Linked DNA regions of Homo sapiens: all the other regions are linked to region 3. Evidence: read pairs that join two places in POLR2A ChIA-PET (ENCODE). Cell type or tissue: CD4-positive, alpha-beta T cell. All regions are shown on one strand. Region 1 overlaps RAB7A (RAB7A, member RAS oncogene family). Region 2 overlaps RAB7A (RAB7A, member RAS oncogene family). Region 3 has its middle 30 kb from the start of RPN1. Region 4 overlaps ACAD9-DT (ACAD9 divergent transcript). Region 5 has its middle 33 kb from the start of RPN1. Region 6 overlaps RAB7A (RAB7A, member RAS oncogene family). Region 7 overlaps RAB7A (RAB7A, member RAS oncogene family).

Region 1 (4,000 bases), 110 kb after region 3:
TGATCTCATGATCCGCCCGCCTTGGCCTCCCAAAGTGCTAGGATTACAGGTATGAGCCACTGTGCCCAGCAATTTTTGTATTTTTAGTAGAGACAGGGTTTCATCATGTTAGCCAGGCTGGTCTTGAACTCCTGACCTTGTGATCCACCCACCTCGGGCCTCCCAAAGTGCCGTTATTACAAGCATGAGCCACCGTGCCCAGCCTTTTCTATTTTTAGTAGAGACGGGGTTTCACCATGTTGGCCAGGCTGGTCTCGAACTCCTGACCTCATGATTTGCCTACCTTGGCCTCCCCTTCTTTCTATTTGAAACTTGCCCCCATTATCATCATCTGATCTCTATCTTGAAATATGATACCAGACCTTAGAGTGTGACATTTAAACTTTGACCAGTCAAAGCGGTCCCTGGGGAGAAAGGTAGGGGAATAGTGGGGCTCCACATATAATGGATAGTTTGGGGTATACCTCTCAGTGCTGATTATGATGGAAGACAGAACTCCAAGTCATCTTATACTGCCCCTAACTAGCACTAGTAAGAACTTTCTAGATGAATGCTGGTGGGCTGAGATACCGTGTCTTCACAGTCCAGCCATGGGCATGAGGCTTTTGGCAGAGAAACAGCTTGACCCTCTGCATAGGTCATGGGACCTGGGGTGTGTGCCTAGCAAACCATCCTCTAGTCTGGCTCCTATTCCCATACTGTTCTTGTAGCCAGAAACAGACTCTGAAGCCATCGAGGATGGTTACTTTCAAGAGCGTAGGCCTTCTTAGCAAATCCTGCCCTTTAGGACAGTAGTCAGGTCTGATATTTCCTTTTAGTTAGTGGTCTTGGGTGTAATACCACCTCTTGAGAAAGAGAACAATTGACAGCCAAGCATCTGGAAAGAGAGGGATAGCTGGATTACCTTGCCTAGGAGCTGTAACCTGCTGCTTCTCTCACTGTCTTCTGGACTCTGTGTTCTGTTACTCATCTCTGTATTTGGCATACCTTAAGATGGTAGCGGCCAGTATTTACTAGTCATCTGCTGTATTCTAGTTACTGTCCTGAGCATTTTATTTATTCAGTCTTCACAGCATTCTTAGGACATAAGAGCTGTCATCTCTATATTCCCTATTCCAACAGAGAAATTAAATGACTGGCTCAAGGTCATATAGCTAAATTAATAAGCGGCAAAACCAGAATAGAAATCCCTGTGGCCTGGGTTCATATCTGCTGCTTAAGTCACTCCCACTATAGGCACTGCTGTCAGCCTTGCCTTCAAAAGGTAGGTGGTTAAAGAGGAAACTAACAAGTAGTTCTTCTGAGTCCCATTCATTTTCTGGAAGTCACTGAGTCATACCCTGGCAAATGAGAGGCAATTACAGCAGGAGCCCTGTCTTGATGAGTAGATAGACCATGCTGTGGCAAGTCCTGGAAGACAGTTGAGCAGAGATCAGGCATTTTTCACATCTTCTGGTTATGAGTAGACAAGGCTGCCTGAAAGATTTTCTGGAAAAGAGTAGTCACTAGAGCTGCAGAGTCAAGTATTCAGACGGTACCCAACATTTAATAAATTTCTACTTGGCATTGAGTATACAGTGGGGAGTAAAACTGTCTTCATGGAGATTGTTAGAAAAGGGATAGACTAGATTAATATAGTACATAAAAATGTCAATTAGTGGTAAGTGCTCTGAAGGAAAAGCAAGCAGAGTAACGGGATAGAGAGCAAATGAGGGGTTATGCTGCTTTAAATAAAGCGGTCACTTCTTTGAGAAAGTGATACTGAAGCAGCGACCTGAATGAAGCAAGGACCAAGCTGTTGAGTAAGTTGGAGCATTAGTTCAAATTGCCAATCCATTCAATTGATCCACCACCCAAGTGAGAGAATACATTCTCTCCAACAGCTTGCAGGGGCAGGATGGCCCTGCTGTGCTGTTCTGCCTCGCTCTTGGGTCCAGAGTTTTGGTGAGTGATACTGTTTTTTATCAGTGCCCCCTGGTGGAAGGAAGATACCTAGCAGGAAGGTTCAGGGCCCTGCACTGTTGGGGCTGCTCAGACATTTGTGCAAGGGAGGTGTTTTGTTTTGGTGTTTCCATCACACTCACAGTGATTTCTCCTTTTCCCCCTTTAGTTTGAAGGATGACCTCTAGGAAGAAAGTGTTGCTGAAGGTTATCATCCTGGGAGATTCTGGGTAAGTTACTCATGAATTTGAGCTAACAGATTGGCTTAGAGCTAAGCCTCTCTGCTGTGGAGCCCACACTGTCCGTGCTGCCACTTCTTGCTTTCATAGTGAGGCTTAGGGCCTTACATGTTTCCCTCCACGGCAGAAATTTAGATGATCCCTTGTTATATAACCTTTTGTTCTCTAGTTTTTAGCATGATTTTTTATGGGGAACGGATGGCTATTTGAACTCAACTAAGGATAGGCATTTTCATGGAATCCCTTTTCTCCAAGCTGGCCAGGCTGGGGAGTCTTCCTTACGTAGATGTATTGCCATTGGCATCTGGCGTAGCAGATGTGCTTTTTTTTTTTTTTTTTGGAGACAGAGTCTCGCTCTGTCGCCCAGGCTGGAGTGCAGTGGCGCGATCTCGGCTCACTGCAAGCTCCGCCTCCCGGATTCACGCCATTCTCCTGCCTCAGCCTCCCGAGGAGCTGGGACTACAGGCGCCCGCCACCACGCCCGGCTAGTTTTTTGTATTTTTGGTAGAGATGGGGTTTCACCGTGTTAGCCAGGATGGTCTTGATCTCCTGACCTCGTGATCCGCCTGCCTCGGCCTCCCAAAGTGCTGGGATTACAGGCGTGAGCCACCGCGCCCGACCCAGATGTGCGTTCTTAGTGCACCATACAGTATCCTCCTGCTGCTGTGCCTGCTTCAGATCTATCTGCAAAAGAGCCTGGGACGGCAGAACTGGGTTCTGATTCTAGATGTGCCACTAACCATGTAGCTAACTCTAATGGCTCTTAAGATTCTGTGGTAGGTTGGGTGAGGTGGCTTATGCCCATAATCCCAGTGCTTTGGAGGCTGAGGGGAGGATTGCTTGAGCCCAGGAGTTGGAGACCTGTCTCTACAAAAAAAATTTAGCCAGGTGCCGTACCTGTAGTTCCAGCTGCTGGGGAGGCCGAGGCGAGAGGATGGCTTGAGCCCAGGAGTTTGAGGCTGTAGCAAGCTATGATCATGCCGTTGCACTGCAGCCCGAGTGACAGAGCAAGACCCCAACTCTTAAAATAAAAAGATTCTGTGGTAGGCTTTTCAGACTTGGCATCTGAAGGGACCCATGAAAGCTTTGACTCATTGGAAGCTTATGTATTTTTAAAAATAACAACAATAGCAAATGCAGGTATGCTTCTTTATTCCAAAGTCCCCTGCCCTTCCTTTGAAAAGCCAGAGGTTTTTCTGTCTTGACTGGCTTATTTGAATCACCTGCAGAACCTTTTTTTGTATGTGTGTGAGAGACAGGGTCTCGCTCTGTTGCCCAGACTAAAGTGAATGGTGCAATCACAGCTCACTGCAGCCTCAACCTCCTGGTCTTAAGCCATCCTCCCACCTCAGCCTCCAGAGTAGCTGGGACCACCAGTGTGTGCTACCACTCCTGGTTAAATTTTTGTATTTTTTATAGAGACAGGGTTCTACCATGTTGCCCAGGCTGGTCTCAAACTCCTGGGCTCAAGCAGTCCACTCGTCTCGACCTCCCAAAGTGCTGAGATTACAGGCTTGAGCCACCATGCCCAGCCTTTGAAGAACCTTTTGTTCGCTAGCATTTGCCCAGCCCCAGACCAGTGGGCTAGGGCCTAGATTTGTGCTCTCTCTCCTACCCCGCAACTCCATCCCCGTCGGGATGGAAAGATAGTGCTTTTAGGCCTGCCTTCCCCAAACTTGTGCAAAAAGTCTCACCAAGCCCTTGTTCGATTCCAGGTTTTGCCACCTCTCACCTTGTAGATTCTGGCTTAGATGGTCTGGGTTGGAAAACACTGCCTTCGGCTGTCTAGGTACCTCCAGGTTCTTTAACACAAATATGAA
Region 2 (4,000 bases), 50 kb after region 3:
GCCGGGCGTGGTGGCGGGCGCCTGTAGTCCCAGCTACTCGTGAGGCTGAGGCAGGAGAATGGCGTGAACCCAGGAGGCAGGGCTTGCAGTGAGCAGAGATCATGCCGCTGCACTCCAGCCTGGGCGACAGAGCGAGACTTCTTCTCAAAAAAAAAAAAAAAAAAAGTCTTCAAAGGGATCTTCACTAATAACGTTTTTGCTCTTACTTTGGCATTAGACTTTGTAAACAAAGATGTAGCAAACACAGACCACGCAAATATGACAGTTGTCTTATGCACATTCCTCTCTGGCATTTGACACAAATATTTTAGTTTTTCCTATGATAAAGTATTTATCTCCCCATTCATTTAATTCAACAAATACAGCTGAGATAGATTTGACCAGATGTTGGACTTGGAGCTGTAGGCAGGCTTTTCCTGGGGAGGTAAGGATTAGAAGTCCTCCTGAATAAGGCTAAACAGAGGTTCCCCTTGGCATTAAATGTCTTCTTCTGAAGGCGACTGAAACTCGAGAAATGAACTCCCCGCCTCCCCCCTTATTTTTTGGCTATTGGCTTGCTGTTGATGATTCTTACCTCTCATGTAAGGAAGGCTACCATTGTATTCTCAGGCATCCATTCCTTTGTGTTACCACATGCTTATCTGTTAATATTATCTAATAGTTCTCTATGCTTCTCTGTCTGCAGTTTGCTGCAGAAACATTTTTGCAATATGCTGATCTTTTCAGTTATTTGCTCTTAAATCTTCTATTCTGTTTTTCCCCACACTCCATATGGCATTAAAGACAGAAAAATAGTTTGTGTTTTAAAACTTTTTTTTTTTTTTTAGACGGAATCTTGCTTTGTAGCCCAGGCTGGAGTGCAGTGGTGCCATCTCAGCTCACTGCAAGCTCCACCTTCCAGATTCATGCCATTCTCCTGCCTCAGCCTCCCGAGTAGCTGGGACTACAGGCACCCACCACCACGCCCGGCTAATTTTTGTATTTTTAGTAGAGACGGGGTTTCACCGTGTTAGCCAGATTGGTCTTGATCTCCTGACCTCGTGATCCACCCGCCTCGGCCTCCCAAAGTGCTGGAATTACAGGCGTGAGCCACCATGCCCAGCCTAAAACTTATTTTTAAAACATTTCTTAATGGTGGTGGTCACTGCGATTTGTGAATCAGAGGTAAAAGTGATGTGGCGAGTGAAATCAAAACAAGTTTTTTAGCAGTGTCTGTTACCAGTTTCAATTTTAGTATCCCAGGCTGTGATTACAAAAACATATTTAAGAATAGCTACTTGCAAAATATCTCCTTGTGGGAGGAAGAAAGCTTGGGAGTTGGTTCCAATGCTGACCTACAGCATTGGCCTTGTTCATTTGCTTGAAGATGCAGTACTTAACTCATGGGGCCTGGAGTCTCTGTTTTGGTGATGGCATCACTGCTGAGAAATTTAAGTTTGCCTGATTCTGTTGTCCACTTCTGGTGTCCTGGGACTGTCTACAGTTGGGACCAAGCAAATCCAAGGGAGCCTATTTAAGGGGAGCCTGGGACAAGGGCAGTTTAGGAATTCTCCAGCCTTGCTTGTCTCTTAGTTGGTCCTTCTTGTGTGGCTGCTGCCAGATAAAGGAAAGGAAGTTCTCTCTTCTCCCTCAGCCTTTCCTTTCCAGCTTTGCTTCATACTGCTGGGCATTAACCATCTCAGATCAGGAGTCCTTTAAAAGTTACTTAGTGAAGTAAATAGTTACATCATTGATTTCCAATATTGGTATGTAAGTGTAATAAAAAGTTGGTTTCCATTGAATAAGCTTTGTAGTTTGAGTTATTTGAGAGTGCATAATTACAAAGCTGCTATGAATTAACCTTAAATAACCAAGCATAGACTTTATGAAAAATAGTGTCCCTTATATGTGGTATTCAGTCAGCCTACCAACAGTTCTTCTGTTCACTTACAGATATGAGGATCCCTGAGATAACTGCGGGTCATTTAAAACCCACTCTTAAATCCTCTGACCTGCACCATGTTAATGGTTGTTAAAAAAGCGATAACATTTTGTAGAAACCTTCCTACACATTTGCCTTTAAATGCTTTTTAATGTTTCTGTGGTATTTGTAGTTTACATGTGATTTCATTTGGTGCTCACAACTGTTGTGTGTATCTGCCTGAAATAGCTGAGGCTGTATGCTCAGGTGGCTCAGCTGGAATGTCAGTCTAGGTCTGCTAACTCAGTTCAGTGCTCTTTCTGATGTACCATCCTGCCTTTCCATTATATGCTAGTGCCCTAAAGACCACGACATTTCACCCCTTGTAAAAGTGTATCTTTCGGCCGGGGGCGATGGCTCACACCTGTAATCCCAGCACTTTGGGAGGCCGAGGAGGGTGGATCACAGGGTCAAGAGATAGAGACCATCCTGGCCAACGTGGTGAAACCCCGTCTATACTAAAAATATAAAAATTAGCTGGGCATAGTGGCATGCACTGTAGTCCCAGCTATTCAGGAGGCTGAGGTAGTAGAATCGCTTGAACTGGGGAGGCGGAGCTTGCAGTGAGCCGGGATCGTGCCATTGCACTCCAGCCTGGCGACAGAGCAAGATTCCATCTCAAAAAAAAAAAAAAGTGTCTCTTTCTTCCACTACCTTTTTTTTTTTTCTCTCTCTGAGACAGAGTCAAGCTCTGTCGCCAGGCTGGAGTGCAGTAGCATGATCTCGGCTCACTGCAACCTCCGCCTCTCGGGTTCAAGCAATTCTCCTGCCTCAGCCTCCTGAGTAGCTGGGGCTACAGGTGCACGTCACCATGCCCAGCTAATTTTTGTATTTTTAGTATAGATGGGGTTTCACCATGTTGGCCAGGATGGTCTCAATCCCTTGACCCTGTGATCCGCCCGCCTTGGCCTCCCAAGGTGCTGGGATTACAGGCGTGAACCACCACGCCTGGCCCACTACCTTTTATTTAAAATGATACGTCTTTTTTGCTGATTATTAAACTATTCAGTTAAAAAAAAAAAGCTAGGAAAATTCAGAAATATAAAGAAGGAAAATTTGTGATTCACTACCCCGAGGAAGACCAAAGTGTTAACTGGTTATTTTCTTCCTTTGAATGTATACTTTCATACCTTCCTTTAATGAGATTGAACTCTTGGCCAGGCATGGTGGTCAGTACTTTGGGAGGAGTAATCCCAGCACTTTGGGAGGGTAAGGCAGGAGGATTGCTTGAGCCCAGGAGTTCAAGACCACCTTCAGCAACAAAGTAAGACTCCATCTCTACAAAGAAAAGAAAAAATTAGGTGGGTGTGGTGGTACACTTGTGGTTCCAGATGGTGGGAGGCTGAGACGGGAGGATCACTTGATTCCAGGAGTTTAAGGCTGCAGTGGTTTGTGTTCGTGGCACTGCACTCCAGCCTGGGTGGCAGAGCAAGACCCTGTCTCAAGAAAAAAGAAATTGAACTCTCCCCAAAAATGATGTGAGAATTTAACTGTGGAGGAGACCAGATACTCTTGGGTGATGTGACCTGTGATACTTCTCCTAGTAGACACTGAATGATGAGAAGCTGGGGATCATAGGAATAGCTGTATTTTTCAAATGTTTGTTGGTAACGAGTGAGGAACCTGATGCATCCAGCTCCAGAGTAAGGTTTATTTGCCATGGTAACACTGGATAAGTACATTGTTGCCTGTATTTCCAAGTAATTTATCATTTCTGTATTTTAGTAAACATACATATATACAGAAAAGTGCACAAATAAGTGGACGGCTTAGAGAATTTTTATAAACCCAGAGGCCCTCTTAGTCTCCTTTAAGTCATTATCATCGATGCCCTGATGCTTGCGTAGTGAGTCTTCTGATTTCTAGAACTGTAGACTAATTTTGCCTGATTTGGATTTTGTGTAAATGGAATCATACACTGTGTATTCTTGCGTATCTGGTTTCTTTGACTCAGTGTTGTTTGTGAGACTTTGTGTTGTTGTGTACAGTTGTAACTGGAGTTTCCATTGCTCAGTAGTATTATGTGATATATCATAATGT
Region 3 (4,000 bases):
TTCTATCCTTTCTAGTCCATTCCCTCATAATTTCTGAGCCCCAATCCTTCCCTTCTTCCAACCCTCTTCTCTTTGTTTTCCTACTAGGCCTGCCTTTGCGAAGTCCCACTGTAGATCATAAGGAGGCTGCAAGAACTGATGAGTGGTCCATTTCCTTGCAACCTCTAGAAGCCGGAATATACTTCAGGCAGGGCCTTGTTACCAGAGACAATGTGTAGCAGTTAAGGCCAGAGCCTTCCACTCCACACCACCCAGGAATTGCTATGGCTGTTCTGTGACCTTGGCCAAGTTACTTCTGCTTTCTTCACTGTCCTTATTTGTCAAATGGGAATGCTAGTACTAATCACCTCACAGAGTTGTAGTAAAAACTGCAGGCTGGTGTAGTGGCTCACATCTGTAATACCAGCACTAAGGGAGGCAGAGGTGCGAAGATAGCCTGAGGCCAGGAGTTGGAGACCAGCCTGGCTAATACAGAGAGAACCCCATCTACACACATGCACCTGTGACTGTAAAGACTACGTGACTGTTGCTACTACATTATTATTATTATTAACAGAGGACACTATTAAGAATCCAGCATTGTAATCTGAATACTCATTTTAATCCTTCCAACGATCCCCCAGATCGTTGTCTCATTTCACGAAAGAAAAGGAGCCTCTAATCCCATCCCTACCAGGGTTTGGCAAAGTGGGCAAGTGAGAGGCTCAACCATGAGCTTCAGTTCCTCCTCTGTAAATGGTAACAATGGCACTGTCACAAAGAGGACCAAGTGAGACCACAGGAGGCCCGTGTGTGTGCGTGTGTGTGTGTATGTGCCAGAGACAGAAAGAGAGAGAGAGACAAAGTTTCACTCTTGCTGCCCAGGCTGGAGTGCAATGGTGCAATCTCAGCTCACCGCAACCTCCACCTCCTGGGTTCAAGCAATTCTCCTGCCTCAGCCTCCTGAGTAGCTGGGATTACAGGCATGCGCCATCATGCCCAGCTAATTTTGTATTTTTAGTAGAGATGGGTGAGTTCTCCATGTTGATGAAGCTGGTCTCGAACTCCCGACCTCAGATGATCCGCCTGCCTCGGCCTCCCAAAGTACTGGGATTACAGGTGTAAGCCACCCAGCCCGGGCTTTTTTTTGGGGGGGGACGAGTGTCCCTCTGTTGCACAGGCTGGAGTGAAGTGGCACGATCTCGGCTCACTGCAACCTCTGCCTCCTGGGTTCAAGCAATTCTCCTGCCTCAGGCTTCCAAGTAGCTGGGACTACAGACGCCACCACGCTGGCTAATTTTTGTATTTTTAGTAGAGACGGGGTTTCGCCATGTTGGCCAGGCTGGTCTCGAACCCCTGACCTCGTGGTCCGCCCGCCTCGGCCTCCCAAAGTGCTGGGATTACATGCTTGAGCCACCCCGCCGGCCGGCCGTTCTTAAACGCACGACTACTTCCCTAGCTTTCCAGCACCAAATCCAGCGGCCCCACCCGGCCACGCCCCCACGCCAGGCCATGACCCCCATATGGCTCACTGCGCAAGCTCACACCCAGTCCCAGGAAGCGAGCCCCACGTCGCCCCAGCTCTGCATTCACAGCCGCCAAGCGGTCCCGGAAGCCGAATGCCGGATAGGTCAAAGACAGCGCCGCTGCTCCGGCACTGCCGCCAGAGGGCGCGGAGTCGCCGTGTTGGCCTGCACCTCCCTTGTCACGTCAGCCGAACGGCTACGGCAATGGAGGATTTTGCCGTATGCGACGACAGGATGACTGCTTCCCCTGAAGCTTCACCAAACACGGAGAGGCTTTCCTGTCCCTGGGAGACGCGGTGATGTGACGCAGCGGTTGCAGCGAAGGTTTCTTGTAAAAGATGGCCGCTGCGGAGTTGCTAGGTGTCTCCTGGCAGGCGGCGGCCGCACCACAAGATGGCGGCCCGCCCCAGGGTCCCACACGCGGGGCTGCGGAGGCGGCGGCCCCGAGGGTCCCCGCCCCTTGCTGGCCCTGTCCCCGCGTGCGGGGCTGCGACCTGCCTTTGTGTGCGGGTGGAAGTGCGGGCCGCCTTGGGGCCGAGTTGCAACTTCGCGACACTCCACTGGAGTGCGATGAGACGATGAGATGTTACCTCCTAACACTTCGGGAGGTGGGCAGCATGGCAATTCCTAGTAACCTCAACGCGATTCACTCAGACTTCCTTTTTCCCATCCTGAGCCGCAAAACCAGGAACTGGTGAAATAAATCAGGCCATCTTTCAGAGGAATGGCCTGCCACCGTTAAAAAGAGCAAAGCTGCAGTTTATGTACTAATGTGGAACCAGCTCTGAGATAAATTAAGTGAAAGAAAGCAAAGCACAGGAAAATGTGTATAGATATGCCTTTGTGTTTTTAAACAAGAAGACCCACATAAATGAAGATATGAATGTGTAAGCATAGTATAGCGGTAATGGTAATAGCGATCGCCCAGCCTAAGGAAGGGAATGGAGAGATACGGAACAAGGATGGGAGGAGACAGTTTTCATCTAAGACCGTTGGGTTTTCTGAGCTTTGTACCATGGACAGGTGTTAATTTTAAATTTTTTGTAAATATTTAAATTATGGCTTAAAGACAAGTTCTTTTGTAAGGGTATAAGGGCAGACTAGCACATAGAAAAAAAAAGACTTTTTTAACCTGGAACCAAGACATTTGATAAACATTCATGAAACTCAATTTTCAAGGATAAAAATTTCAAGGTCAATACTGTAGTACTTACAGCAAAGAATGCCAATCATTGTGACAGCCTGAGCCCTCTTGAAAGCTAGTTTTTGTTGGCGGGGGGTCAGAAAATTTGGCCTGGGAAGCAGGAGGCACTCGACCTATTTGCTGATGCTGAATGCCTTTCTACTGTAAGCATACATAGTCTCAATGGCTTCTTCTGATTTTGGTATATCTTAGGCTTTTCGGGTTAATATCGAAAACAGTGGCAACATTGAGAGTTTGAGCCAAGTTCTGCCTTAGAATCATCCAGAAAGGTGTTTCCACTGCCTGAAAAATAAGTAGTAGCAGTTTCAGAATTGGCATTGAGTTTGGAAATCGCCTATTTGAACTTGAAAGAAGTGTTAGTCCTCCATCCTAAAGCAACAACCATACTGAGCCTTTACTAGTGTGCCAGGCACTGGAGAAGAGGGTATTCTTTTTTTTTTTTTTTTTTTTTTTTTCCTGAGACGGAGTTTCACTCTTGTTGCCCAGGCTGGAGTGCAATGGTGCGATCTCGGCTCACTGCAACGTCTGTCTCCTGGGTTCAAGTGATTCTCCTGCTTCAACCTCCCAAGTATCTGGGATTACAGGTGCATGCCACCACACCCAGCTAATTTTTTTTTTTTTGAGATGGAGTCTTGCTCTGTTGCCCAGGCTGGAGTGTAGTGGCATAATCATGGCTCACTGCAACCTCCATCTCCCAGGTTCAAGCGATTCTTCTGCCTCAGCCTCCCTAGTAGCTAGGACTACAGGCACGTGCCACCACGCCCAGCTAATTTTTGTATTTTTAGGGAGATGGGGTCTCATCATATTGGCCAGGCTGGTCTCGAACTCCTGACCTCGTGATCCGCCCACCTCGGCCTCCCAAAGTGCTGGGATTACAGGCGTGAGCCACTGCACCTGGCCACACCCCGCTAATTTTTGTATTTTATTTATTTATTTATTTTGAGATAGAGTTTTGCTCTTGTTGCTCAGGCTGGAGTGCAATGGCACGATCTCGGCTCACTACAACCTCTGCCTCCCAGGTTCAAGCGATTCTCTTGCCACACCTTCTCGAGTAGCTGGGATTACAGGCGTGTGCCACCATGCCTGGCTAATTTTGTATTTTTAGTAGAGACGCGGTTTCGCCACGTTGGCCAGGCTGGTCTGGAATTCCTGATCTCAGGTGATCCGCCCCCCTCGGCCTCCCCAAGTGCTGGGATTACAGGTGTGAGCCACTTCGCCAGGCCAAGAGGGCATTCTTACATGGGATAATTACACATAGCACTCTGGGTTGTTGAAGGCATTAAATATGCTA
Region 4 (4,000 bases), 190 kb after region 3:
GGCTGAGCACATAATAGGGGTCAATAAATAGTAAAGGAGCAATTCTTCTCACCACCTGATACGTGTTTGTGCTCTCCAGTATCTACTCCTTCAGTGCACATTCACTGAGACCCCACTGCATGCTGGGCCTGTTCCAGAAACCAAGGCACACCAAGGGGAGAAGCAGGCAGAAGTCTCCATTCTGATGGGCTGACAGCCTAGTAGGAAAGAAAGAGAAAAAAATAAGGAAACAATACACAGGCAGGTGATGACATGTACCATGAAGGAAGACAAAGTCAGGACGTTTCTGAGAATGCCTGAAGGCATTTAGAGAACAACTAACGCAATGGGCAGAGTGTTCCAGATGGAGAGAATGCCAAGCGCAAAGGCCCTGGGGCCACGATGGACTCCATGTTTGAGTGTTTAGTCTGGATTCCTGGTTTTAAGTCTGTATTCAGCCTTTATTTCTAATCCTTCATGTTTCATCTTACCTAATTAACCCAAGTCCCAGTAATGCTGAGAGATGACACTGGCTTGACCCAATGTAGTATCAGAGGAGGGGCCTAAAAGTGGTCATTCTCAATATAACTAACTTGAAGGCAGAGAGCACTGGACTTGCTGCTCAATTGGATGTTGACTAGGAGAATAAGAGGGGACACAAGTGACCGCATATGTTCGGTCTGAACAAGTGGAATAAGAGTCGCCATTAACTAGATAAAGAACACTTGTGGGAAAACAGGACTGGGTGGGATGGGGAACTCAGATTTGCATATGCCACTTTTAGATGCCTATTAGATCTCTATATGGAGCTTTTGAGTACAAAGACAGATATAAAAACTAGAGTTGAGGGGAAAATCTGCGCTGCAAGAGAAATGTGAGCCATCAGGATATTGATGGTAGTTAAAGTCAGGACACTAAATTAGGTCATCCACGGGATGGTTGTAGAGGAAAAGAAATGTCCACATTCTGAGCCATAGACAACTCCAACTGTGCTAGTGAAAAACATGGCCAGTGTTTAGCAGTTGAGGAGCCAAGAAGGAACCAGCAATGGACACAGAAGTATCAGCCAGTGAAGTATTTAGAACATTCAGAGTATAGTGAGAATTGTGATTCAGAAACCAGAGAACAAAGTGTGTCAACAGGGTGGAAGGATGAACGGTGTCAGATGCCAAAGATGGGCCAAGTAGGATGAGGTCTGAGAACAGATCACATGATTTGACAACAGAGAGGTCACTACTGACTTCCATGGCCATTAGGGACAAACGCCTGAATGGTAAGGGCTCAAGATCCATTAGAGAGAACAGTTAATGATGCAGAGAAAGGAAATTACCCTTCAGTAAGTGAGAAGGTCTGGGGTCTAATGAGAGGTTGGTTTTGCCAGGAGCAGACAGTTCATAGTAACAGAATGTAGATAATGTGGGCACATATGCAGGGGGAGGGGGTAACTGTGCCTGTGAAGTTCTCATCTGACTGCATGGATTTTCCCAGTGGAATGGGAAGCAAAGCTGACAGCTGAGAGAAAGGGCAGGGCAGGACAGGTGGTGCCAGAGGTTTAAAGATGGAAACAGATCTGAAAGATTTGTGTTCTTTCTTCGCCATGCTGCTGGGAGGCAGGAGATCCCAGGATAGAGCACCACACTGCCCCAGGTCCTGGGTAAAAGGGTTTCCCATATGTTAAAGACATAGCTCTGCATTTCCTAGCAGGGCAAGCTGCTTTTAGTCTGAGTCTTAGCTTCTGCATCTGTAAAGTTGCTTGCTATAAAGGGATCAGCCTGACAACCTCAGAGGAATGTTCCAAAGAGAAGCCAGGGAATAACTTCTGTGATACAGGATCAGCCAACATTCAGCCAAGCTGAAAACAAGGCACCCCTAGGAAGGGGGAAACGCTACTGTGTTTACTCCTATTTTGTAGATGAGCACACTGAGGAACAGGGAGGAAAAGTGACTTGCTCAAGGTCACAAGATCTTCTTGAGCCTGCACTGTCCATGTCCTCTGCTGCACAGTACCTTCCAATCTCCATGCACTACATATCTCACTGGGCTCTACAACATCTTCAAGTGAGACAAATCACTAGCTCCATTTTAAAGCTGAATGAATTGAACCCAAGGCTAAGCCTTTCACCTCTAAGAGGATGGTGTGTTTAATAACCTAGCTGTTACTATTGGCTGGGTTGTGAGACCTGTGGAAGTCACCCTGCAGCTAGATTTCTGCGGAACCTCAAAGGCGGGGGTAGGGCTAGGGCTCAGCTGGCAAGGAAGCCCACAGGCCACTAGAGGGTGACATGGGAGCGGCATGGCCTGAGATGTTTAAGAATCAGAGAGGAAGCCTTGCACATTTTGGTGTCAAAACACCGGAGTCGAGGGTCACTCAGTAATCACTCACCTGGGTTTTCCCAAATTGTCCTGATACGAACGCTTGTCAAAACCGTTTCTGCCCAGGCACTCCCTTTCCTAGCCCCTGCCCCCAAATTAAGTTCTTCCCAAGGGAATGTAAGTGGAAGGAATCCGTGATTTCTGTCCGGTTTTTAAAAGATGGGATCGTTCTTCGCAGTCTCCTCTTCCCCCAGCTCTAGGCAGAGGCCTCTAGGCCCTTGGGGATGGTGGTGTAAGGTGGAAGGGGCAGGTCTTTGCAGCAGCATCTGCAGGAAAGCCTTTCTCCTACCTTTTGATGGTTTGGTGGTCTTTGGCTTGTAAAATAATCAGTCCAATCTCAGCCTCAGCTTTAATAGTAAGGGATCAAGCAGTAGTTTCTACTCAATGTTCCTCATACCCAGAGTCAAGGATTCTGCTATGCTAACACTAACATTATGGCTAAAGAATGTTCACTTTCTGTTAAGTTATGTTGTGAATCAGTTGTATTGATGTGAGGAGACATTCAGAACTACCATGAGGATATTTTAAACAGTTGTTAAATCAAGTTTAGCCTAAAGCTGCTTCCTTATATATTTTAAGTTCGGCTTATAGGTTTTCTGCACATTGTGAACTATAAGTGGAGGCATAAACAGACCGTAGCCTATACTTGTGCCAATCACAGAGTTTTTGCCAATCAAATGTAGCCAACTGTTCAAACCATGTTCAAATAAGGCAAGGCAGAGCTGTAACCAATCCAGCTGTTTCTGTACCTCACTTTCCTTTGCTGTCCATAAATCTTCCATTACATGGCTGTGCTGGAGTGTCTGAGCTTGCTCTGGCTCAGAAAGCTGCCTGATTTGAATCGATTGCTCAATTAAACTTTTTTTCTTTTGAGACAGAGTCTTGCTCTGTCGTCCAGGATGGAGTGCAGTGGTGCAATCTTGGCTCACTGCAACCTCCACCTCCCGGGTTCAAGTGATTCTCATGCCTCAGCCTACCGAGTGGCTGGGATTAGAGGCACTCACCACCATGCCCAGTAATTTTTGTATTTTTGGTAGAGACAGGGTTTCACAATGTTGGCCAGGCTGGTCTCGAACTCCTGACCTCAAGTGATCTGCCCACTTCATCCTCCCAAAGTGCTGGGATTACAGGTATGAGGCACTGCACCCGACCCGGCCAATTAAGCTCCTTTAAATTTAATTCAGCTGAAGTTTTTCTTTTAGTACACTGAACAGGGGAAACTGTTTAAAACAACATCATATTTCTCAGAGGCTAATACTTAAATATAAGATGGAAGGATCAAAGTGTAACTATTGTCATTTTTATCACTTGCTGTGCTAAGTGCTTTCATGTGGATTTACTTAAACCTTTTAAAAGTCCTGTGAGATAAAGGGTATCATACTCATATTTACAGATGAGGAAACTGAATTTAGAAACTAGTATAGTAGTGAAACAGCAAAACTCTTCTGCTATACTCTATTGGAGCAATTAGAAACTATGCCTTAACATTTTTCTAATTTTTGTTTTGTAAAATTCTGTGCCACTGGATTTCTCATTTGGTTGATTTAGGGAGACCTGTGTACACTAAACATTTGACACATTAACAGAGTACTTGACTGATTTGACTACATTTGTTTGGCAAAAAAGTACAGCAGCTCAAAATTGAAAC
Region 5 (4,000 bases), 63 kb before region 3:
GTTACCTCCTTCCTTCCCATCAGCATTTGAACAGGCTCCTGTCCTTCCCACTGCTACAGACTGAATGTCTGCATCCCCCCAGAATTCTTATGTTGAAACCTAACCCCCAATGTGAAGCATTAGAGGGTGGCACCTTTGTGAGGTGATTAGGCCATGAGGGTAGAGCCTTCATGAATGGACATTAGTGCCCTTATAAGATACATCCGAGAGTTCCCTCATCTCTGCCACCATGTGAGGACACGAGAAGGTGCTATCTTTGAACCAAGCAGCAGGACCTCTCAACACCAAATCTGCCGGTGCCTTGATCTTGGACTTCCCAGCCTCCAGAACTGTAAGAAGCAAATTTCTATTTATAGCTACCCAGTCTATGGTATTTTGTTATAGCAGCCTTAACAGACTGAGACACTCGTCTTAAATCTTTCTGGATTCTATCCCCTGAGTGGAAGTCAAAAAAGGAGTCTGGGCTCCTCCCTCCCCACCAACCCCCACAAGCAAATCCTTCAGATGCTGCGATGGACCCTCCTGATGGCCCTACCTTCTGACTTGCCTTTCCTGATGCCCAGCACTTCTGCTGTCTGCTCCCTTCTGTGTCCCCTGCATTTAGTCCTGGGCCTGTCACACCACATATGGAACTAAGGGCCTGATGGAAGCTGAGACCCTAAAGGGCTGGGCTGGGGGCACCATGAAGGGGTTGGCCATGGTAGGGGACAGGCTGCATCATTCAGCTTTCGCTTCAGGTCTAGCCCAGTTTGAAGGTTCTCTCTTCCCTCCCTGTCATCTCCCACACCTGCCCAGGCAGGTGACAAAGCAGTCCCCAGATCCCAGGCCACCAGCCCCAGAACCAGGCCAGAGTCCCAGAGTCAGGCCCAGCTTCAAAATGGCGCCAGGCCTCATCCAAAGCATCAGGCCTTTGCAGAGGGCCCTGGGGTACACTCGGGGGCATTTCCTGTCTGAGCCTGCGGCCCCCAACCGCTGGCAGCATGGGCTTCCGGCGGGGCTGCGGCCGGGGCCTGCACTATCAGCTCGGCACCAGACGCCCGGTCAGGATACTTGTGGTGAAACTGTGAGGGCGCACTGGGTCCTTTGGGGTTTTCTCCCATGACAGCCTCCAAGACAAATGGAAGAGAGAAAGTGACACCCAGCCCTTCTTCAGCCGTGTTTTCCCCTCCCTGAGCCAGGGTCCAGGTTCAAGGCTGGGGGACTGCCATGAGGCCACCTATGACTACAGGGACATCCCAAAGCTGCAGCCATGGAAGCAGCCAGGGCCAGGCCACTAGGGTCAGGCATCTTGGCCAAGGCTGGACAAAAGGCACTGTGGCCTGGGGATCTGAATGGGAGTGGGAGTGGGTGGGCCACTCCTATACGGCCACATGAGGGCCACAGAGAAAGTACGCTGGGTCTGAGACTGAGAGGTGTCAGGTGTCTGGGGCATGTCACCTTGCGCCAAGGGATGCCCAGCCTGAACCTGGCTTTACACCTAGGGCCCCACTTCACCTCCTCCCTGAGATTTACAAGGGGGAAACTGAGGCCCTGTTTACTACTGGGGAAACCGAGGATCAGGGAAGCGCAGGGCTGCGCGTGGCGTAGGGCGCTCTGTCCCAGCAACCAAAGGATGTAAGCCCGTAGGTGGGGAGGGCAGCACCGGATGCCCCACTGGGCCCAGGGATGCACCCACCACAGGATGCTGGGGGAGCCACCGGCCTTGGCCAGCCCAGCTAGCCCTGTGGCTTTCCAGGGCAGCTGAGAGCCCAGGTCCCCATGGCTAAGCCCCTCAGCAGCCCAGTGGTCCTGAGCCCGCCGACCCCAGACCCAGTCCTAGTCCGGCCAGAGGAGGCCGTTTACGAGCCCACACCCGTAGGTGGCGCCACAGCCGGAGAATTGGCTTTGGTTCTGTTGGAGCCGCGCCGCCTTTAAATTAGCCCCACGCATGCGCGACTTTTCTAGCCCGAGCCCGCCGTCTGCGCCTGCGATTTCGCCCATACTCCCCGGTGCCCGCCTCGTGACGTGCCGCAGTGTTACGAAGGGACACCAGGGCGCAGGCGCAGCTCGCTCCTCAGGCCTGCGAGAGGCCCGCCGGCCCAGCAGAGGGCGCCCACCAATCTGCACGCGGGCCCAGCGAGTTATCTTGATTTCGGCCAAGCTTTCTGACTGCTCCAAAAAACGAAGAAAAAGATTCAGGGAGAGTAAGAGGATGAAGAGAGCTGGTGAAGCAGCTGACCAAATGGCCCGAGGTGGTATGCAGCCGCGGTAAAGCAGGGCCCCTCCGTGAGGCACAGCCGCCCGGGGGTTCCCTAGGGGAAGCAGGGGCTGCGGCAGACGCCTCTCGGGCAGGTCAGGGTATGCACCCTCCCGCAGGGGCTCCCAAGGCCGGGCGTGCGTGAGGCCAGGTCCACGGGCACACCACTGTGAACACTGATTAAACGTGGCCTCCACGGCTTCCAACCCCCAGGACAGGACCAACCCTCTGCCCCCGGCTCAGGCCAGAGCTCGGCGAGACCGTCGCTGTTTAACAAGCATTTGCTATACGCCACCTTGCATTATGACAGCATGTGACCCACACAGCCATCCTAGGAAGCAGGTAACAGCCCTACTCCATTTTGCACGGAAAGACTTGCCTGAGGTCACAGAGAGCGGCAGGCCTGGGATTTCCATCCAGGGATCCGACTGCAGAGCACGACTCTGGAGGGTCTTCCTTCTTGCTCCTCCCATCCTTCCACTGTCCTTGGATCCCCCATTTTCCCCCTGCACAATCTCCTAATCCCTATGTTCAACTTCTCATTTTCAACTGGATCTTTCCCAATGGCATTCAACACACTTGGTGTCCCCAACCTTAGAGTAGAACATTCAAGCAGCACAGCCTCCTGAAGGCCCTCACTCATCCCTTTCCCAGCCTGTTTGCGAAATGCTTTGTCAGGACTCAAAGTTAAGTCTCACTTCCGTCCAATTCCCATCCCCACACCAACACAGTTCTCAAGTCACCAATGGGTAAAAGGCTTCAGTGATCCACTCCTACAGCCAAAAGGCACTGCTCGGTCTCTTCAGCCTCAGATGGTTCACTCCTGGAAACATTTTTCCACTTGGCTTCATGACACCACAGTCCTGGTCTTTCTCGTCCCAGGTAAGGAGAGTCCTGGTCTTTGTCAACCCAGGTGGCCACTATTACTTTGTCGTCTTAATATTCAGTTCTGGATCTCTTCTTATTCTATACCCTTCCTAGGCACTGTCCCCTCCCACAGCCTCCTTCTCACCTTTTCCATAACCATGTCTAGGCCCGGCAGCCCCACATTTACCACTTGCACACCAGACCTTATAATTCCAGGCCTGAATATCCACCTGCCCAGGGACACTCCCACTTGGATGTCCCGAGCACCTCCATTTTGCCATGTCTGAAACAGAATTCAGCATCAGTTCCTCACAACTGGTCTTCTACAGACTTCCCCAGTAATCCCTCAACCCACCTGCCAATATTTAAGCTGTTTGTAAGCCACTCATGCAAACATTCAATAACCCAACTACGTGTCATAGATTGGTCTGAACACCTAGCTGTTAACATAAAGATGAGCATAAAAGACAAAACCCCTGCCCTATTGAAGCTAGTTCAGTAATCACACACATTCCAACCGTGGTATATGAGGTGGAGAAGAGGTACAAAGGAAAACGAGAGGGTACCACAGGACTTGACTGAGTGTGGCAGGCCACGGATGGCTCCCTGACACAGTAACCTTAAGTAACACATCCTGAGGCTGAGCAGGAATTCATTAGGTGGAGACAGGGAGCGAACTCCTGCAGAGAGGAAAGAGGGGCAGAAAGCCTGGCACTCACTGGCACTGTCGATTCCCCACATGACCTTTCAATCCCTTGCCTCTTGAGAGGAACCATCTCTGCTTTGCTCATCACTGTTTCCTTGATGCTGAGTAAAACATGACTCACAGGAAGGATGCAAAAACTACAAAAATGGAGGCCTCACTCCACTACTCCATTCTGTGACATAAGCCACGTC
Region 6 (4,000 bases), 120 kb after region 3:
ATTTTTTGTATTCTTAGTAGAGATGGGGTTTCACCATGTTAGCCAGGATGGTCTTGATCTCTTGACCTCATGATCTGGCCGCCTCAGCCTCCCACGGCGCTGGGATTACAGGCGTGAGCTACCACACCCAGCCTATTTTTTATTTTTTTTGAGACAGGAGTCTCACTGTCGCCCAGGCTGGAGTGCAGTGGCCTGATCTCAGCTCACTGCAACCTCTGCCTCCCCGATTCAGGCAATTCTCCTGCCTCGGCCTCCCAAGTAGCTGGGATTACAGGCGCCTGCCACCACGCTTGGCTAATTTTTTGTATTTATTTTTAGTAGAAACGGGGTTTCACCATGTTGGCCAGGCTGGTCTCGAACTGCCGACCTCAGGTGATCCACCTACCTTGGCCTCCCAAAGTCCTGGGATTACAGGCATGAGCCACTGCGCTCAGCCAGTAGGGTAAATAAGTGGGACCAGGACAGGGCTTTACATTCTAGCTTGGGGGAACCAGAGGATTCAAGACCTGAAGGTGGAAAAAATACAAAGTGAAAACTTAAAAAATGAAAATAGTGAATACTTTTCACCTTTGGCATTTGAAAATACAGAAAGTACAAATCATAAAATGTTGAAGATTGATTAATAGATTACATTAAACATGTAAATAACAAGATTCCCAGACTAACAAGAACAAACCACACAAGCAGGTGACAAAGATGATAATGCCTAATAGTATCCAAGCAGTAGGTAACCTGGTGGATGCTAGAATATAGGGAGTGGAACAGCCTCTGGTTGATGGTAGGAGTGTAGTAATGAGTACAACCTTTTCAGTAGAAACTGCCACTCTGCTCCCCAGTGTTGAACATAGACATATGCAGCAATCCAGAGTTCTGAGTCTGAGTGTATGGCCTAGAGAAACTTATCTCTGGACATTATGAGAGAGTTGTAATGAGAGTTATCATTGCAGCCTTGCATGGGGAGTGAAAAACTGCAAATAACTCAAATGATCTGGGGAACTAAGTGAGTCTATTAAAGCAGTGGAATATTATATAACTGTTAACTTTTGGGAATGAAAAAAGACAAGTTGCAAAAAGCTGTACAGGATGATAATGTTTATGTAAGGCATCTCTTCAGGAGCATTTACTTGTGGTGAAGAAGGAAGAAAATGCAATGAGGGAAGGGTTAACTCTTGGAAAAAACGGATAAAAATAACAGTGTTAATTTTTGTCACATCAGAATATTGGGTAGACAGTTATAAGGGTATAATTTTAAATGGAGAAAACAAAACATTTTGAAACAAGCAGGCTGGCTGGTTTCCTGTTTTGATGTGGTCTAGAGAAAAAGAATAAAAGCCCCTTACTCAAGCTGTAGCTTACCTAACTTCCAAACAATCAGCAACAAAAAACCCCGAGAAACTGTTATCACAAGTTCCTGCTTCATGGGGCTAGGGACCTCCCTGGGCCCCCCCCCGCCCCCAGCATGTGCAGTTAGACTTCAACTTCAACTTATAGTTACCTTTTCCTCATTTTAATGCCAAAAGTCACACCCAGGATGGAGATTTAACCTGCTAGTGCTACACGCAATTTCTGAAGAAGCATGTTTAGCCACTGTGCATGCACTAGAAAAACCCCTCCTATATACATATCCTGACATCACCCCTCCCCACAGGAAAGCCCTTTAAAGTTAACTCCCACACTGCTTTCAGAGAACAGCTGCCCCTTTCCTTTTGCAGTGCTAGCTCACTATGCATAAGCTAATACACTTTCACTTTCTCTTTGCTATTGTGTCTGGTGATCTCTCTTGATTTCTATCATGGAAGATTCCAAGAACCCAGGTCGCTGTTAACAATTTCAATTAAAATATTAAAAAATTTAAAAATCACAGTCAGCCATAGGACTGTACTTGTTGATGTTTTGATAAATATGGCCTTTACTTTTGTAAATTCAAAGTTAAATTAATTTTGGTAACTTTCTAGGAACCCGTCAACTTGTTGACTTCTTTTTGATGTATTACTTTGCCTTCTCTGTGTATCTGAGTTCCAGATGATGAATTGGTTCCACCTAACAGTAACAGAGTTCTTATGTAATTTTGCTTGTAGGAGTCTATCTGAAAAAAGCCATTTGACATACAGAGAAAGCTCTCTATGCTAATGTTCATTGCTGAGTTGTTTATAATGATAGGAAATTGTCAGCAATATTTTCTTAAAAATAGGAATCGATGGTTCACTAAATCTGTTGGGCAGCAGTAAAGTCCAGTGAACCTGCTCTCCCATGTCACCCCATCTGCTGTTGCCAGAGTGCCCTAGTGCGTGACGGGGTAGAGGGGAGGAACTTGGGAGAATGTGGAGAGTATCACATGTGCAGTCTAGGAGTGCAGTCTAGGATTTCAGCTACAGAAAACCTCCGCGCATATGACTAGAACAAGACATGAACTCCTTCCTGTGTGGGAGGATGCCAAGTGTTCTTTTGTTTGTTTGTTTGTTTGTTTGTTTGAGAATGGGGTCACTTCTCCACTGACAGAGATGCATACATATTCCATGTAGAACATTGGAGAACCAGGAGAGCACAGGGATGAGTACCACCAGCAGTCCCGATCCTGTTTAGTCTACATGTGTGGACTTTGTTTATTGTATCTGGGCAAGGGAGCATTTAGTGCCCTAGCCTGCCGAGAGGCAGTGGAGTCATTAGAAATAAATTTGTCTTTTTTGCCCTTCATCCTTATATCTGAGTTGTTATCATGTTCGTCCGGCTCTGTTTGAGTGCCTGTTACGGATCTAGGGCAGTAAGTATACCCAGCCTTGCTCTTAAATCTAGCATGGCAGTGAATGAGGTGACCAGCTTAGAGCTGGGCGGTAGTACCTGGTTTAATCTTTACTCTGGTGTGTGTTCTCATTGTCTTTCTCTTGATCTCTTTTTGTCAAGAGTTTTTCATTTGTTTTGTTTTTTGAGGTATAATACAAATGAAATATAACATGCTAATCTTTTTTGTTGTTTAGGCAAACTTTTCTCTTTTTTTTGAGACAGAGTTTCGCTCTTATCACCCAGGCTGGAGGGCAATGGCACGATCTTGGCTCACCGCAACCTGCGCCTCCCAGGTTCAAGCAATTCTCCTGCCTCAGCCTCCCAAGTAGCTAGGATTACAGGCATGCACCACCATGCCTGGCTAATTTTGTATTTATAGTAGAGACAGGGTTTCTCCATGTTGGTCAGGCTGGTCTCAAACTCCTGACCTCCGGTGATCCACTGTGCCTGGCTAGGCAAACTTTTCATACAGTAAAATGCATAGATTGAACTATATCACTCGTGAGTCATCACCTCACTTCCCTATTGAACTGTATCATTCGTGAGTCATCACCTCACTTCCCTATATTTCCATTGCTCTCAGAAAGTTCCCAGAGTACCTAAGTTTTATTTATAGTTCAAATTTTACACACTTACCTACATGTGACCACTACTTGGATCAAGATATAAGAAATTTCTAGCACCCTGGAGATTGGACTCAATGTCACTCGCTTATAGACAGACACATACTTAATCACAATATTTGTGAGGATTGTTTCAGATACTCTGGTGCTGAAATTTGCTTCCTGAAGTCTGGTGTCATTTGTCTTTGTGGGTGGCCCCACAATCTAGCCTATTTCTTCTGGCACCCCTTGCATACATGCTCCTGGTGCTCTGCCTAGCATTCTCCCAAGGAATGAATGTTTTGTCTCTCACAGATATGGGACACAGCAGGACAGGAACGGTTCCAGTCTCTCGGTGTGGCCTTCTACAGAGGTGCAGACTGCTGCGTTCTGGTATTTGATGTGACTGCCCCCAACACATTCAAAACCCTAGATAGCTGGAGAGATGAGTTTCTCATCCAGGCCAGTCCCCGAGATCCTGAAAACTTCCCATTTGTTGTGTTGGGAAACAAGATTGACCTCGAAAACAGACAAGTAAGTACCAACGATGATAGATATTGTCACAGACACCTGCTCCCCAGGGGCCTTGTGAATTTGGAGGGTTCTCTGCTAAGCTC
Region 7 (4,000 bases), 110 kb after region 3:
CACTCTGAGCCTTGAAGTCAATCAGTTTTGAGGGCAAGATGACTGCTGGGTCTTCTCTAATGGTCATATACAGAGCATGAAGTCTTGGAAGAAAATGAGATGGACAGAGAGACATTTACCCATGTTCCGTGCTGGTGAAAGTGTGGAATGTTACTTTGGAATCTGCTCAGAAGCCTGCTACTTCCGAACTCTGTATCCCTATGATGCTTCCTTCCCAGTGCTATATTTAGATCATATGTGCAATAAGTCACATTCTAGTAGGCAGGGTAGGCAAAGACCATCAGCAGAATGAGAGACACATGGATGAAATGTATTCTACTAATCCAAGAAATGCCGAGTGATTAAAACATTTGTGAGTCTGATCAGATTATGCTGACAGAGTGTATATGTAGGTTCATCTCATCATAATTGAAAACAATGCATACTTAGCAGCAAGGGAAATTTTGAGATTATCCATGTGCTGAATATCATGCAACCTTAATGTTAATAACATGGGAAGATATTTAATATAGAAAAAGCAAGATGCAAAGTTATACATGGTATATAACCTCAACCATTTGAAGGAAAACTAGAAAGACATATACTCTAATACTAATAGTGATTGCTTCTGGGAGATGGAATTGTCAGTAGCTTTTTGTCTTCATTCTTTCGTACCTTCCTGAGTTTTCTACAATTTGATACCATAGTTAGGGTGGGAACAGTGCAGGGGAGCAGAAAAGCCAACTGTGATTAGGACCCAGTTGTTGCAGACAGGCAACTTGGAAACACCAACCAACTAAAAATGTTAACAAACTATAGAACATTAATTGGTTTAACTGTCATGGCTTTGTTGAACCTTTAGCATTTGTTCAAATATCTAGTGCTATCATTACGGTTTTGGATCGGGCACAACATGTAAATCAGAACAGTAGTTGTAGACTCTTCACATCAGTGGTTTCCAAACTTGGTGTGTATGCCTGAATTGCCATAAAAGACTTGTTAAAAGTCCCAGCCCTCACAAGCCAGAATCCTCCTTTGGGTGAGAGCTGGTACTGCAAAATGGCATGGTAGGACCTGGGCTGACACTCCTGGTAATTCCAGCTCTGCCACTTCGTTGCTGTCTGACTGTGGATGTGATGAACACCTGGTTCAATTTCATCTCCTGCATTTTACACTGTTGTTTTGATGGCTTTGCAGATATAGTAATCCTCTTTATCTGCAGTCAATCGTGGTCTGAAAATATTAAACGGGAAACTATAGAAATACTATTCTTAAGTTTCTTTTTGTTTGTCTGCTTTTTGAGACAGAGGGTTGTTCTGTCACCCAGGCTGGAGGGCAGTGGAGCGATCATAGCTCACTGGAGCCTTAAACTCCTGGGCTCAAGCCATCTTCCCACCTCGGCCTGCCGAGTAACTGGGACTTACAGGAGTGTACCACCATGCCCAGGTAATGTATTAAATATTTTGTAGCGACTGGGTTTCAACATGTTGCCCAGGTTGGTCTCAAAACTCCTGGCCTTAAGCAGTCTTCCTGCCTCAGCCTCCCAGAGTTCTGGGATTACAGGCATGAGCCACTGCACCCTGCCATAAGTTTTAAATTGCGTGCTGTTTGGATTAGCTTGATGAAGCTTGTGCTATCCCACCCAGGAAGTGAATCATCGCTTTGTCCAGGGTTTCTACACCATAGATGCTACCTGCCCGTTAGTCACTTAGTAGCTGTCTTGGTTATCACATCAATGTTGCAATGCTTGTGTTCAAGTAACTCATAATTGACTTAATAATGGTCCCAAAGCACAAGATGCTGGCAATTTGGTTATGCCACAGAGAAGCTCTTGAAGTGAAAAGGTAAAAATTGTTGACTTAATAAGGAAAGTGAAAAAATTGTATGCCGAGGTTGCTAAAATTTGTGAGAACATATTTTCTATCTTTGAAATTGTGAAGAAGGAAAAAGAAAATCATGCTAATTTTGCTGTGACACCTCATACTGCAAAAGGTAAAAGCCACAGTATATGATGAGTGGTTAGTTACAATGGAAAAAGCATTAAATTTGTAGGTGGAAAACATGAACATCATCAATGTGTCCTGACGGATGACAAGTTTGGTACTTGCTGTGTTTCAGGCATTCACTGGGGGTCTTGGGGCCTACCCCCCATGGATAAGTGGGTACTACTATACTTTGCTTTCAATTCCTGCAACACCATAAAGCCTTCACCTCCACGTGAGCTGTTATCCTACCTGCAAGAATTCAGACTTTCGAATTGCTAACTGACCCCCAACTTCCTAGCCCTTCCCTGCTGTCCTCATTTTCACCATAGCAGTCCTTTGCCCTTCCCCTAGGTACCCCTGTGTATTCCTGGTTAACCTCTTTCTGACCACCGACCTCTGCCCACCCAAGCCCTTGAACAATATTTTTCTTGATCTTTTTACCTGCTCATGTTTCCTTATTTTGTCTGCTTATGTGGCCATTTGGCTTTTCTGTGGCATAGATGAAGAAGGTGATGACTGCAGGCGAATAAAGGAAGATGCCAGCTTTTGATTTGTTATGAGAAACATTGTACTTGAAAGAAAGAATTGTTTCATCGTTCAAATACTGGTACCAATACTGGTAGTTTCGCTCTGAGGAGCTTCTTCCGATGCACACTGGTGAGGTTTGGTTTGGTGGCAGAAGGAAAGAAATGTGTTATGAATATACCTTATTCTAGAAAATTTTTAGAGGATATTAATATATACATGGATTAATGGATGTTATCTAAAATGCTTTCCTTGAAGGACCAGGTCTCAGAGATCTTATGTAACTCTTTCTTCCTTTCTACTCTGCTGGCTGCAGATTCTCCTGTGAGAGGAAGTGGTCGGTGCTTTAGAGAACTGTTTTCCAGTTAGAAATTTCAAACTTTGTAGCCTTTTTTTTTTTTTTTTTTTTAAATCTTTGACTTCATTTCGCTCTGTTGCCCAGGCTGGAGCGCAGTGATGCGATCTCGGCTCACTGCAACCTCTGCCTCCTGGGTTCAAGTGATTCTCCTGCCTCAGCCTCCCGAGTAGTTATTACAGGTGTGTTTCACCACACCCAGCTAATTTTTGTATTTTCAGTAGAGATGGGTTTTTACCATGTTGGCCAGGCTGGTCTCGAACTCTTGACCTCAAGTGATCTGCCCGCCTCAGCCTCTCAGAGTGCTGGGATTACAGGCATGAGTCACCCATGCCTGGCCATAGGCTTTTAAAAAATAATTTCAGTCTTCAGAAATCCATGAAGATGGAAATAGAAATTGATAACAAAAGCAGAAATTGCTTTTGGACATTTTGAAGCTAACTCTGCTTGGGCAGCTTCTTGTAGCAAAAGTTGCATTTAGTGTGTTTTGTTCCTGGCTTTTTTTTTTTTTTTTGAGATGGAGTTTCACTCTTGTTGCCCATGCTAGAGTGCAGTGGTGTGATCTCGGCTCACTGCAGCCTCCACCTTCCAGGTTCAAGCGATTCTCCTGCCTCAGCCTCCCAAGTAGCTGAGATTACAAGCGCGTGCCACCACGCGCAGCTTAATTTTTGTATTTTTAGTATAGCTGGTGTTTCACCATGTTGGCCAGGATGGATTTGTCAGTCTCTTGACCTCGTGATCCACCTACCTCAGCCTCCCAAAATGCTGGGATTACAGGCATGAGCCACCACGCCTGGCCCCTGGCTCTTTTCTAGAAACAAGTGTCCCATTCTTGATCTGGGAGAACATTAAGTACAAAAATATACCTTTTAACTTTTGCCAGTTTAAAGCCATCAATGTCCTGGTGAAAGAAGATGTGGAATTCTTAGTATCAGCTGTTTAGTACCATTTGCAACAACTCTGAAATGCTTAGCCAGCCCTGAGTGAAGATGAAAATCTGCATTTAAATGTAATTTGTCTTACATGATGAGTGGAGATTTTTGTCATCAGAAATTGATTTGAAAAAATCAACAGATTAACATTTTTCTCCAAAGTGGAGGTGGCTGTTTGAGTGTAAAGGTAATGTGCTCCTCTAAGAGTCACAGTTAAGTATAAG

What was found. Peaks named below come from ENCODE experiments on the same cell type or tissue, not always from the same donor. Only the 100,000 strongest peaks of a DNase experiment are listed, where the experiment ranks them.
Region 1: POLR2A ChIA-PET joins it to region 3 with 18 read pairs; 23 of 35 experiments call an interaction of 5 or more read pairs at or near these places.
Region 2: POLR2A ChIA-PET joins it to region 3 with 11 read pairs; 28 of 35 experiments call an interaction of 5 or more read pairs at or near these places.
Region 4: POLR2A ChIA-PET joins it to region 3 with 12 read pairs; 25 of 35 experiments call an interaction of 5 or more read pairs at or near these places.
Region 5: POLR2A ChIA-PET joins it to region 3 with 31 read pairs; 19 of 35 experiments call an interaction of 5 or more read pairs at or near these places.
Region 6: POLR2A ChIA-PET joins it to region 3 with 70 read pairs; 22 of 35 experiments call an interaction of 5 or more read pairs at or near these places.
Region 7: POLR2A ChIA-PET joins it to region 3 with 63 read pairs; 21 of 35 experiments call an interaction of 5 or more read pairs at or near these places.

The regions. Positions count from the first base shown.
Region 1 is chr3:128,793,250-128,797,249 of GRCh38, forward strand. RAB7A (RAB7A, member RAS oncogene family) reads left to right here. Exons shown (of 6, transcript NM_004637.6): 2 at 2,111-2,171. The coding sequence starts at 2,119. Among named protein-coding and RNA genes, the nearest start is that of MIR12124, 52 kb to the right of the region's middle. RefSeq lists an enhancer at 597-746. In CD4-positive, alpha-beta T cell, CTCF peaks have their summits at 1,936 (motif pointing left) and 2,135; DNase peaks (open chromatin) are centred at 1,342 and 1,952.
Region 2 is chr3:128,729,424-128,733,423 of GRCh38, forward strand. The region is part of intron 1 of RAB7A (RAB7A, member RAS oncogene family); the gene reads left to right. Among named protein-coding and RNA genes, the nearest start is that of RAB7A, 5.2 kb to the left of the region's middle. RefSeq lists an enhancer at 1,925-2,094. In CD4-positive, alpha-beta T cell, no CTCF peak of the experiment used is centred here; no DNase peak of the experiment used is centred here.
Region 3 is chr3:128,679,230-128,683,229 of GRCh38, forward strand. No RefSeq gene overlaps it. Among named protein-coding and RNA genes, the nearest start is that of RPN1, 30 kb to the left of the region's middle. RefSeq lists enhancers at 1,291-1,983, 1,458-1,587, 1,698-1,867 and a silencer at 1,928-2,147. In CD4-positive, alpha-beta T cell, CTCF peaks have their summits at 1,673 (motif pointing right) and 1,872 (motif pointing right); a DNase peak (open chromatin) is centred at 1,672; H3K4me3 peaks cover 1,591 bases; H3K27ac peaks cover 1,998 bases.
Region 4 is chr3:128,873,505-128,877,504 of GRCh38, forward strand. It overlaps ACAD9-DT (ACAD9 divergent transcript), which reads right to left. Exons shown (of 3, transcript NR_186174.1): 2 at 56-197. Among named protein-coding and RNA genes, the nearest start is that of ACAD9-DT, 3.9 kb to the right of the region's middle. In CD4-positive, alpha-beta T cell, CTCF peaks have their summits at 2,259 (motif pointing right) and 2,467; a DNase peak (open chromatin) is centred at 2,237.
Region 5 is chr3:128,615,769-128,619,768 of GRCh38, forward strand. No RefSeq gene overlaps it. Among named protein-coding and RNA genes, the nearest start is that of RPN1, 33 kb to the right of the region's middle. RefSeq lists enhancers at 2,052-2,341, 2,135-2,646, 2,362-2,411. In CD4-positive, alpha-beta T cell, CTCF peaks have their summits at 2,049 (motif pointing right) and 2,250; DNase peaks (open chromatin) are centred at 1,063, 1,983 and 3,943; H3K4me3 peaks cover 1,732 bases; H3K27ac peaks cover 1,894 bases.
Region 6 is chr3:128,802,674-128,806,673 of GRCh38, forward strand. RAB7A (RAB7A, member RAS oncogene family) reads left to right here. Exons shown (of 6, transcript NM_004637.6): 4 at 3,699-3,917. Among named protein-coding and RNA genes, the nearest start is that of MIR12124, 42 kb to the right of the region's middle. RefSeq lists an enhancer at 1,731-1,850. In CD4-positive, alpha-beta T cell, no CTCF peak of the experiment used is centred here; DNase peaks (open chromatin) are centred at 1,648 and 3,308; H3K4me3 peaks cover 1,518 bases; H3K27ac peaks cover 3,507 bases.
Region 7 is chr3:128,786,450-128,790,449 of GRCh38, forward strand. All of the region lies in intron 1 of RAB7A (RAB7A, member RAS oncogene family), which reads left to right. Among named protein-coding and RNA genes, the nearest start is that of MIR12124, 58 kb to the right of the region's middle. In CD4-positive, alpha-beta T cell, a CTCF peak has its summit at 1,056; DNase peaks (open chromatin) are centred at 1,022, 1,642, 2,552 and 2,642; H3K4me3 peaks cover 1,380 bases; H3K27ac peaks cover 4,000 bases.